Linked DNA regions of Homo sapiens: region 1 is linked to region 2. Evidence: chromatin loops called from intact Hi-C (ENCODE). Cell type or tissue: sigmoid colon. All regions are shown on one strand. Region 1 overlaps ATXN2 (ataxin 2). Region 2 overlaps BRAP (BRCA1 associated protein).

Region 1 (5,000 bases), 120 kb before region 2:
TCTACACTTTGGATTCTGCTCCCATGTATCTTGAATCAACCTTACTCTTACTAGTACCACACAGTATTTTTTTATCGTTTGTCCAAATAAAATTCTATTTTATGCTAGAGGTTTTTATTTTTTTTATATTTAATAAATGAAGTTATTGTTCTGACTTTGGCAAACATGATAGGGTAGAGAATTTCTATATACTCTAAAAATTATAAAACATGTAACTTTAATAAATGGAAGATGACCATATCTTAATAAACATGTAATGCTTTTCTACTGTGTACCACGAACTATTCTGTTTAGCTTTCCATTACATAGATCCGTTCCACCTGTTTCTTTCTTTTAATCTCAATAATCTCTGTACTGCCTCCATACTGGCCTCAATAAGTGCCACTCTCCAGTTACTGCTTGGCCCCAGAATGAACACATATCTGTGTCTTAATAAACCACAGCAAAGTTGAGGCCGTAAACAGCTTTTCTAATGTCACGCCGTTCAGAAGAGATCCCTGTTTGTTACTCGTACTCTGTTACTGATACACTATCAAGACCAAAAAGACAACCATATGAGAACACAACAGCACACCAGAATAAAACAATCTGTAGAATTTTATTTCTCACTGTTCTCTAATTACACATTAACACTCCAACTTCTTCCAACTACTAAAATCTACACAATTCTTTTATTTTTTATTTTTGAGATGGAGTCTCGCTCTGTCACTCAGGCTGGAGTGCAGTGGTACGATCTCAGCTCATTGCAACCTCCACCTTCTGGGTTCAAATGATTCTCCTGTCTCAGCCTCCCGAGTAGCTGGGATTAGAGGCGCACACCAGCACACCAGGCTAATTTTTTTTGTAAAATCTAGACAATTATTTGCATCGCTGACTCCATTTGATATTCAATGTCATGCAGTACAACATTCCATTTTTCTTGAATTTATTCACGTGCTTTGCTATCTCTAACTCTAAAAATGCTTAGAATAGAGTACATGGCGTATATGAACTCCCTGAAGAAACTGTGAACACCATGAAATTACATTAGCGTGGGCACAGTGGCTTGCACCTATAATCCCATCACTTTTGAAGGCCAAGGTAGAGGATTGCTTGAACCCAGGAGGTAAAGGCCAGCCTGGGAAACATAGTGAGAACCAGTGTCTATAAAATATTTTTAAAAATTAGCCGGGCATAGCGGCGTGCACCTGTAGCCCCAGCTACTTGGGAGGCTGAGGTGGGAGAGTCGCTTGAGCCAGGAGGTCGAGGCTACAGTAAGCCATGATCACACCACTGCATTCCAGCCTGAGTGACAGAGCATGACCCTGTTTCTTTAAAAAAAAGAAAAAAAATTAATTTTTAAAAGAATTACATGTAAAATCTACATGTGTGTAAATTTTTCTAGGGTGAGGGTATACAGTTTCACTAGGTACACAGTTTCACTAGGTTCTCAAAAGGGACCCAAAATAGATTCTTGTATTTCTCCGTACTGTCCATAGCAACAAGCACAGCAAGGAACACATCCCAGAGCTCTCTAAGTATCTGCTGGATGACTATATATGTAAGACCACTTACAGCTTTTTCATTCTTTCCATAAAATAATGCTTCTACAAAAGTGTATTAAGGCACTGAATTTCATTTATTCAAACACATTTATATTGAGCCTGTACTATGTGCCAAAGCACTATACTAGACCATGAGAATAAATAATAAAGACAGTATCACTGTCTTTACTTGGAGCACAAAGAGCTCAAACTGTAACAGGGGAGACAAGCATATAATTTTAATACAACATGGTATAAGGGCAATGATACACACATGATAGGAGGGAACTTGTGTGTGGTAGCTGGCAGTGTGTGTCATGTGGCAAGAGCAGCAGGCAAAGAAACAAACACTGGGGACACACATCTAAGGGGTGTGTGAAGGAAAAGAAGCCCAGGAATGAGGCAGGGAAGGAATGATCAATAAACATAAAAAATACAGAAGAGGAAATTCTGAAGGAGGGTGAAACCAACATTCAAGTGCAGCAATAAAGACAGAAAAAGATTCCAAAGGACCTGGCAGTTAGAGGTTAATCGTAGCCTTAGGCAGGATAATGGCTAGAAGAATTCAGGATTAAAAAGAATCCTTTTGGGCCCAGTGCGGTGGCTCATGCCTGTAATCCCAGCACTTTGGGAGGCCGAGGCAGATGGATCACAAGGTCAGGAGATCGAGACCATCCTAGCTAACACGGTGAAACCCCATCTCTACTAAAAATACAAAAATTTAGCTGGGCGTGGTGGCAGGTGCCTGTAGTCCCAGCTACTCGGGAGGCTGAGGCAGGAGAATGGCGTGAACCCGGGAGGCGGAGCTTGCAGTGAGCCAAGATAGTGCCACTGCACTCCAGCCTGGGCAAGAGCGAGACTCTGTCTCAAAAACAAAAACAAAACAAAACAAAAAAGAATCCTTTTTAGGATGAGCAGGAAGTGAATAGGTTTTCATGCTAAAGGGAAAGATTAACTAGAAAGGCAGATGTTGAAGAGCCCAGAAACAGAGAAGTGGTATAAAAGAGCAAGGAGAAAAAAAAAGATGGCCAGGCGTGGTGGCTCACGCCTGTAATCCCAGCACTTTGGGAGGCTGAGGCAGGTGATCACTTGAGGTCAGGAGTTCGAGACCAGCCTGGCCAACATGGTGAAACCCCATCTCTACTAAAAATACAAAAATTAGCCGGGCGTGGTGGCAGGCACCTATAGCCCCAGCTACTCAGGAGGCTGAGGCTGCAGTGAGCTGAAATCACGCCACTGCACTTCAGCCTGGGTGACAGACCGAGACTCCATCTAAAAAAAAAGAAAAAGAAAAAGAGAACAAGGAGGTAAGTAGAAGGGAGAGAGTCAAGGGCATGATTGAAGTTGGCTTAAAAATCCTCTCTACTAAAACCAGAGGAAAAATAATAATGAGGCCGGGTGCGGTGACTCATGTAATCCCAGGACTTTGGGAGGCCAAGGTGGGAAGACTCTTAGGCCCAGCAGTTTGAGACCAGCCTGTGCAATACAGGGAAACCCCATCTCTACAAAAAATATAAATATAAAAAATTAGTCAGGCATAGTGATGTGCACATACAGTCCCAGTTATGTAGGAGGTTGAGGTGAGAGGATCACCTGAGCCTGGGAAGTCGAGGCTGCAGTGAGCTGTGATTGCATCACTGCACTCCAGCCTGGGCAACAGAGCAAGATCATCTGAAAAAAAAAAAAAAAAAGATGGCACGGAGGAAGAAGATAAATTTGTAGATAAGGAAGGTAGTGGTTAGTTGATGGAGATCTTTTCCATTAACCAACCTTCCCCTTTTATGATTTTTCACTAAATGTGACAAAGAATCTGTTAAGCAAAAGTAATTCTTCAGACTAAATCCAATTAGAATGGTCATGAATAAGAATCGCAGGATATTATACAGTATTAGAATCAAAGCATGCAATTAGTTGTAAGTTTAAAGGACAGAGCACATTCTGTTACTTCACCAAAGCCAGTATAGCATGTATTTTTGATCAGTCCTAAAAAGCCCTAAATGCAGCGGAAAATATGATTTAGGCCAAGAGCTGGCAAACTTTTCTGTAAAGAGACAGTCAAATTTTCTGGCTTTGCAAGTCCTACAGTCAGCTACAACTACTCAACTCTATGGCTACAGCCATCAAAACAGCCATAGACAATGCACAAACGCATGGGCATAGCTATGCTACAATAAAATTTATTTACTGATGAGCAGATTTGCTGACCCCTATCATCTAGGCTGAGAATACTGCAAAGAAAATGAAGCAGTAGGAAAAAGTATGAGGAACAATGGAATAAGGAAACAGAAGTAAAGCCATAGTTGAGTTGGAGTAAAGAGGAAAACATGAATAATGGCGCAACAGGAAGAGCAGAAAGAAAATGAAGGAAAAAAATAGAGGAGAAAGGAATACTGGAAATGGATGGAAAATCAAGTAAAAAACAAGCAGAGATAACAGGACAATTCCAAAGATACACGAATACAGAGCCAAAAGCGACTGAAGGCCCTAAGAAGTTTTAGCAAAATGAAGAGAACCTCAGATCTGTCTGCACTGGAATTCAAATAAAGGATAAATACAAACTGATTTTCCAATGATAATCTGATGGTCTCTTCTAATTATGAATGTGCCAAGGTGACTCACAGCTCATATGACGTAAAGGTACTTTCAGTTTCTCAGTAAATCAAACTGGAACATGTATAACATTCAAGAGACCAAAGGAAACTTATTCACTGTACCGTAAGAAGTCACTATTTCAAAGCCTTTTATTCATTTGCATATATGCATGAATATAACTTTTAAACTTTATTGAAATCAATGATGTTAGCATCAAGAACTTAAAAGTCACACTGACCTTACTCATGTTAAAAGGTTTCCCCAGCAGCCGAGTGTGGTGGCTCACGCCTGTAATCCTAGCACTTTGGGAGGCCAAGGTGGGTGGATCATGAGGTCAGGAATTTGAGAAGAGCCTGGCCAATATGGTGAAACCCCGTCTCTACTAAAAATATAAAAATTAGCTGGGCATGGTGGCAGACGCCTATAATCCCAGCTCCTCGGGAGGCTTAGGCAGAAGAATTGCTTGAACCTAGGAAGCAGAGGTTGCAGTGAGCTGAGATCACGCCACTGCACTCCAGCCTGGGTGACAGAGCGAGACTCCGCCTCAAAATAAAGGTTTCCCTGGCTGGGCGCGGTGGCTCACGCTTGTGATCCCAGCACTTTGGGAGGCCTAGGCAGGTGGATCACCTGAGGTCAGGAGTTCAAGACCAGCCTGACCAACGTGGAGAAACCCAGTCTCTACTAAAAATACAAAGTTAGCCGGGCATGGTGGCACATGCCTGTAATCCCAGCTACTCGGGAGGCTGAGATAGGAGAATCGCTTGAACCCAGAAGGCGGAGGTTGCAGTGAGCGAAGATTGCACCATTGCACTCCAGCCTGGGCGACAAGAGCAAAACTCCGTCCCAAGGAAAACAAAAAAGAAAAAAAAGGTTTCCCCAAAAATA
Region 2 (5,000 bases):
AGAAACCCTGTCTCTACTAAAAATACAAAATTAGCAGGGCATGGTAGCACATGCCTGTAATCCTAGCTACTTGGGAGGCTGAGGCAGGAGAATCGCTTGAACCCAGGAGGCAGAGGTTGTGGTGAGCTGAGATTGCGCCATTGCACTCCAGCCTGGGCAACAAGAGCGAAACTCCGTCTAAAAAAAAAAGCTATAACTAGTAACAGTTACCCAACTAAGTAAATAAAACCAAGAAAATGGAATAAACAGGAAGAACACTGTGTCACAGATGACACAGCTCTATCTGTGTAAGAGAAAGGAAAGGATCTAGTCCACTTCTTCCTTTAGCATCAAAAGAGAAGACAGAAGACAAACTCAAAGAAAGAACAGAAATGGTAGCCAGAAAGCAGAATGCAGAAAGTAGAAATTGGCTTTGTCTCATCCCTTCGGTCTGTGTGGTGGCTGTGAAAGTGGTTGAATAAGAAAACAGGCCAGGTGCAGTAGCTCACATCTGTAATCCCAGCACTTTGAGAGGCCGAGGCAGGAGGATGGCTTGAAGCCAAGTCTACCCTGGCCAATGTGGCAAAAGCCCTTCTAAAAAAAAAAAAAAACAAAAAACTAAAAACAACAGAATTAGATTTCAGAACTGGTTCTGAAATCTAATTCTCTACACTATGCCCAAATGATCAAAACGATCTTTCTGAAATGTAAATTTGATCTTGAAAAGAAAAAAAAATTACAAGAATAAACTTGTAAACAAACAATTAGCATTCTATGATATACTACCTCATCTGTCTACTAAAAAATAATCAACAGTTTATCGGCCAGGCACAGTGGCTGACGCCCATAATCCCAGCACTCTGGGAGGCTGAGGTGAGTGGATCACCTGAGGTCAGCAGTTCGAGACCAGCTGGGCCAACATGGCAAAACCCCATCTCTACTAAAAATATAAAACTAGCCAGGTGTGGTGGTACATGCCTGTAGTCCCAGCTACTCGGGAGGCTGAGGCACGAGGACTGCTTGAACCCGGGAGGTGGAAGTTGCAGTGAGCCGAGATCACGCTACTGCACTCCAGCCTGGGTGACAGAGTGAGACTCCATCTCAAAAAATAATAATAATAATAATTAACAGTTTATTAAATTCTTCCTGCCTTTCTCTGCAAAAAATTATTTTATCCTATTTTCCTGATGAGATCTTTGGGAGCTCTTCCCAAAGCCTTCTCTGACATCTCTATCAAAAAGACCAACACTGCCTCCTACTGCAGCCCTTCCTGAGTACCCCTGGTTGGGGATGCCATCATTCTCTCTTCCAATCTCCACCCTGAACCACATGTGTTTATGTCCAAGTGTAAACTCTCTTAGACCAAACCACCCCAAAGAGGACCTGAATTTGCTTCCTCTGTCTCAGCATCTCTCACAGTTCTATGCATGTACCAAGGCTCAAAACTCATTAAATGAACTGCATGATTCTGAGGGCAAATGGCATGTCTTACATCCCATATGACAGGTTGAATTCTAGTCCCAGTTCTGGCATTCTCTGGCCATGACACTTTGAGCTTGCAAATTCTTATCTTTGGGCCTGTGTCCTCCTCCTGTATAAAATGAGGTTGTTGGAAAAAATGGTCCCTGAGGAAACTTCCAACTTTAAAATGCTATGGTTCTGTAACAGTTAATTTATATCAAAAGGAATACTGGGGATGGGTATCGTGGCTCATGCCTACAATCCCAGCACTTTGCGAGGCCAAGGCAGGAACACTGCTTCAGCTCAGGAGTTCAAGACCAGCCTAGACAACATAGCGAGACCCCATCTCTACAAAACAAACAAAAAAAACAATTAGCTGGGTGAGATGGTGCACACCTGTAGTCCCAGCTACTTGGGAAGCTGAGGCGAGAGGATCACTTGAGCCCAGGAGTTTGAGGAGGCAGTGAGCTGTGATCATACCACTGCACTCCAACACGGGTGACAGAGCAAGACCCTGTCTCAAAAAAAAAGTAAAACTGGAGTGGCGGGGAACAAAGAATTGCCTAGAACTTAACTGGTATAGCAGATGGACTGAAGATACAGGTAAACACTTTAAGGAATGCACATATCTCAGTATGGCTTTGTTCAAGGCAACTGGACAATTCCTTGGAAAACTCCCAAATGATACCTAAGAATTGACTGAGGACTCCACGGAATTGGAGCAAGACTCCTGTCCAGCTAAATAAGCAGGGCAGTGATAAGCTGCAGAGACCCAGTTTATTTATGTGCTCCTCAGTGTCTACCACTGTGTGCCACGTCCCCCACCAGGTGTGAGAGACACAGCAGTGAGCAAGCCAGGCATGGCCCCCGCTCTGTGAAGCTGATATTCTTCTTCCGGCCACCAGGCCACTTGTGGGTGGACAGAGATTCCTGTAGACTTTCACCCCTCCTCACTTCTGTGCTTGGGAACATGATCTTCCCCTTCCCCCACTGCCTTCTCTGGGTTCTGCTCTTTACCCGGCTTAACTCCTAATTACCCTCCTGGAGATGCCACTTCTCAGGTGGTCCTGGCTTCATTAGGGCCCCAGTTCTCAGTCCCAATGCTGCACACTGCTCTTCTGTAACACTGGTTATGGCTGTGATTTATTTACTTGTGTGATTTCATTTCTGGGTTCCCCTCTGTACTGGGAAATCCAGAAGGCCAGCATCTGATACACCTTTCTGGTTAAGTCCCACAGTGCAGTCTGCAAAGGGAGCAACCATCCTGGATTTAGGGGGTAAAAAAAAGGTACAGGCCTTACCTGTTCTTTGTCTGTAGCAACATCACCTATGACTAAGACCTGGTATGTTGGGAATCAGGAGGCTGTAGAGTAGATCTCATACTTAGTAACTGCTATTTCTACTGGCCACCAAGCCATCAACAGCCCAGCAAAGCTAAAATATTAGGCTGCTGTAGCCCAGTTGATAAGAAGCCCAGAGTGAATGGCAGACACCAAGTGCAGCTGATACATGAGATTCCAGACCTAGATTTCACTGCAGCACGAGAGCCTCAAACTAAGCTTTGCTTTTTTTTTTCACTCTCTGGCTCTTGGAAGGAAAGAACAACTCATGCTGCTTTGGGGAATTCCACAAGGGTTCAGAATCAGCATACTAAAAAAGGACTTGGTCTCAGAATGCCGATTCCCTGAACTTAGGAAAGGGAAGGAGAAAAAGGACCTCTTGAATAAAGTCAAATACTTGGAATGGTTCATTTCTGCTGGTGGCTCTTTTTAATTCTGGAAGGGTTGCAATGGGCTTGTACACAGAGGGGTTCGGCCCCTGCACTCACGTGGTATCGTCCCAGCGCTGTAGACACTGGCTGTGGAAGCTGTGGTTACATAACGTTGTGAGGATGCCATTCACAGACTCGTCCATGCGCTCCAGACACACCGTGCACTTGGGGAGTTCAGTCAGGTCCATCACTGGGAGGCTGGCGCCCTACAGGAAACACCTCACATAAGCCTCACTCTTCATCTACCAGCAATACTTTATTTTTCCTTCTTTTTTCTGAGACAGGGTCTCGCTCTCTGTCACCCACGCTGGAGCCCAGTGGCGCAATCATGGCTCATTACAGCCTTGACCTCCCAGGCTCAAGAGATCTGCCCACCTCAGGCTCCCCAGTAGCTGGGACTACAGGCATGAGCCACTGTGCCAGGCCTTTCTTCTTTTAATAATAGTTTTCTAGTTGCTTTTTTGACTCCTGGCAGGATATCCTCAATATCATTACTCTAAGCAAGTAATTTAAATTGGTAATATTTTCATTCATTTATTCATTCATTCAAGAAACAGGGATGGAGTACCTCCTGTGTTCCAGCACTGTGCCAGGTACTGGGAGTACAGCGGTGAACAAAACAAAGATCTCTGCCCTTACAGAACTGACATTCCAGGAAGGGAGACTGCTGTCAAAACCTTAACATATAAATCTCAAATGTGACCAGACTCCTAGCTCAAGCTCTAAGTGTCTACGACTATAATAGAACACAAAGGAACAAAAGAATAGCTGGACCTGAAGGATTTTTCCATAGAGTAAGTTATAACTTAACACTTTCTACTCAGTGATGACAGCACCAACAACACTGATTTTTCTTTATTCCCTCATTGTACAGATAGAGATTGAGCCCCTGCTATGTGCAGCAGACAGACACTGTTCTAGGTGTGGAACAGTGGTGAGCAAAAACAGATACGTTAAGTCCAAAAAACAGTCAGCTCCTGCCCCCACAGAGTTTAGAATCTAGTGGAGGGAGAGACAAAAATCAAATTAAAAAGCAAACAGTACAGGAAGCCACAACAGGGTGTGAATTAGGGGGCATGACAGTCTAGATGGTCAGGAAAGGCATTCCTAAGACAGTGCTTGACTTGACGCTTCCAGCCAGAAGACGAGAAAGAATTACTTAGGCAAAGGTCAGGGAGCACACACTTATGGACAGAGAAAAAGCACATTAACCTACAGTCCCTGAAGAGTAGATACTTACAGGAAATCTCTCAAGAAGCCACGTTCATTTAAGAAAGGAATCTCTAAAACTGAGGCCTCGTGCAGCAGCCAGCACAAAGGATGCCCAATTTTATCACGTCAATTTTTTTTTGAGTTTGACAAATTTATCGGTATTTTAGTAAAGACATTCATCTCAGTTGTTTCTCTCTCCCAGCTTGACCTTAGGTTAATATTTCATTTGGGTCAAGAAAAGAATATCTAGGAGAGGTATGTTAACAAACAGGAAAATGGACAAAAATTGATAGTTTGCCTACATTAAAGTAAGTTAAATTCATGTATTTTGATATAATTAAATCATGTAAGAACTAAGAGTTCTATATACATTTCCATTGTTTTACTTGGGGCTCATTCTAAACTTAAATGCTAGTGAACAAGTGTTAGGAATATACACAGGATGCTTCTCTGGAGTTATTACCAACTAAAAGAGCTCAGCGAGCAGTTACCACCAATAAAACAGTCTGAAGCTGCCTCCAAATATAATATTGTAGGAGTTTTCAAGGAAATGTTTATACTGTATGCTTCTTTTGTC

What was found. A loop is a pair of places that touch in the nucleus more often than their neighbours do. Peaks named below come from ENCODE experiments on the same cell type or tissue, not always from the same donor. Only the 100,000 strongest peaks of a DNase experiment are listed, where the experiment ranks them.
Region 1: it touches region 2 in a loop (2.0-fold over the local background); 14 of 110 quality-filtered maps call a loop at or near these places.

What each region holds. Positions count from the first base shown.
Region 1 is chr12:111,542,766-111,547,765 of GRCh38, forward strand. The region is part of intron 5 of ATXN2 (ataxin 2); the gene reads right to left. Among named protein-coding and RNA genes, the nearest start is that of ATXN2, 54 kb to the right of the region's middle. In sigmoid colon, no CTCF peak of the experiment used is centred here; no DNase peak of the experiment used is centred here.
Region 2 is chr12:111,662,371-111,667,370 of GRCh38, forward strand. BRAP (BRCA1 associated protein) reads right to left here. Exons shown (of 12, transcript NM_006768.5): 6 at 3,269-3,417. It also overlaps the pseudogene PCNPP1. Among named protein-coding and RNA genes, the nearest start is that of BRAP, 21 kb to the right of the region's middle. In sigmoid colon, no CTCF peak of the experiment used is centred here; no DNase peak of the experiment used is centred here; H3K27ac peaks cover 260 bases.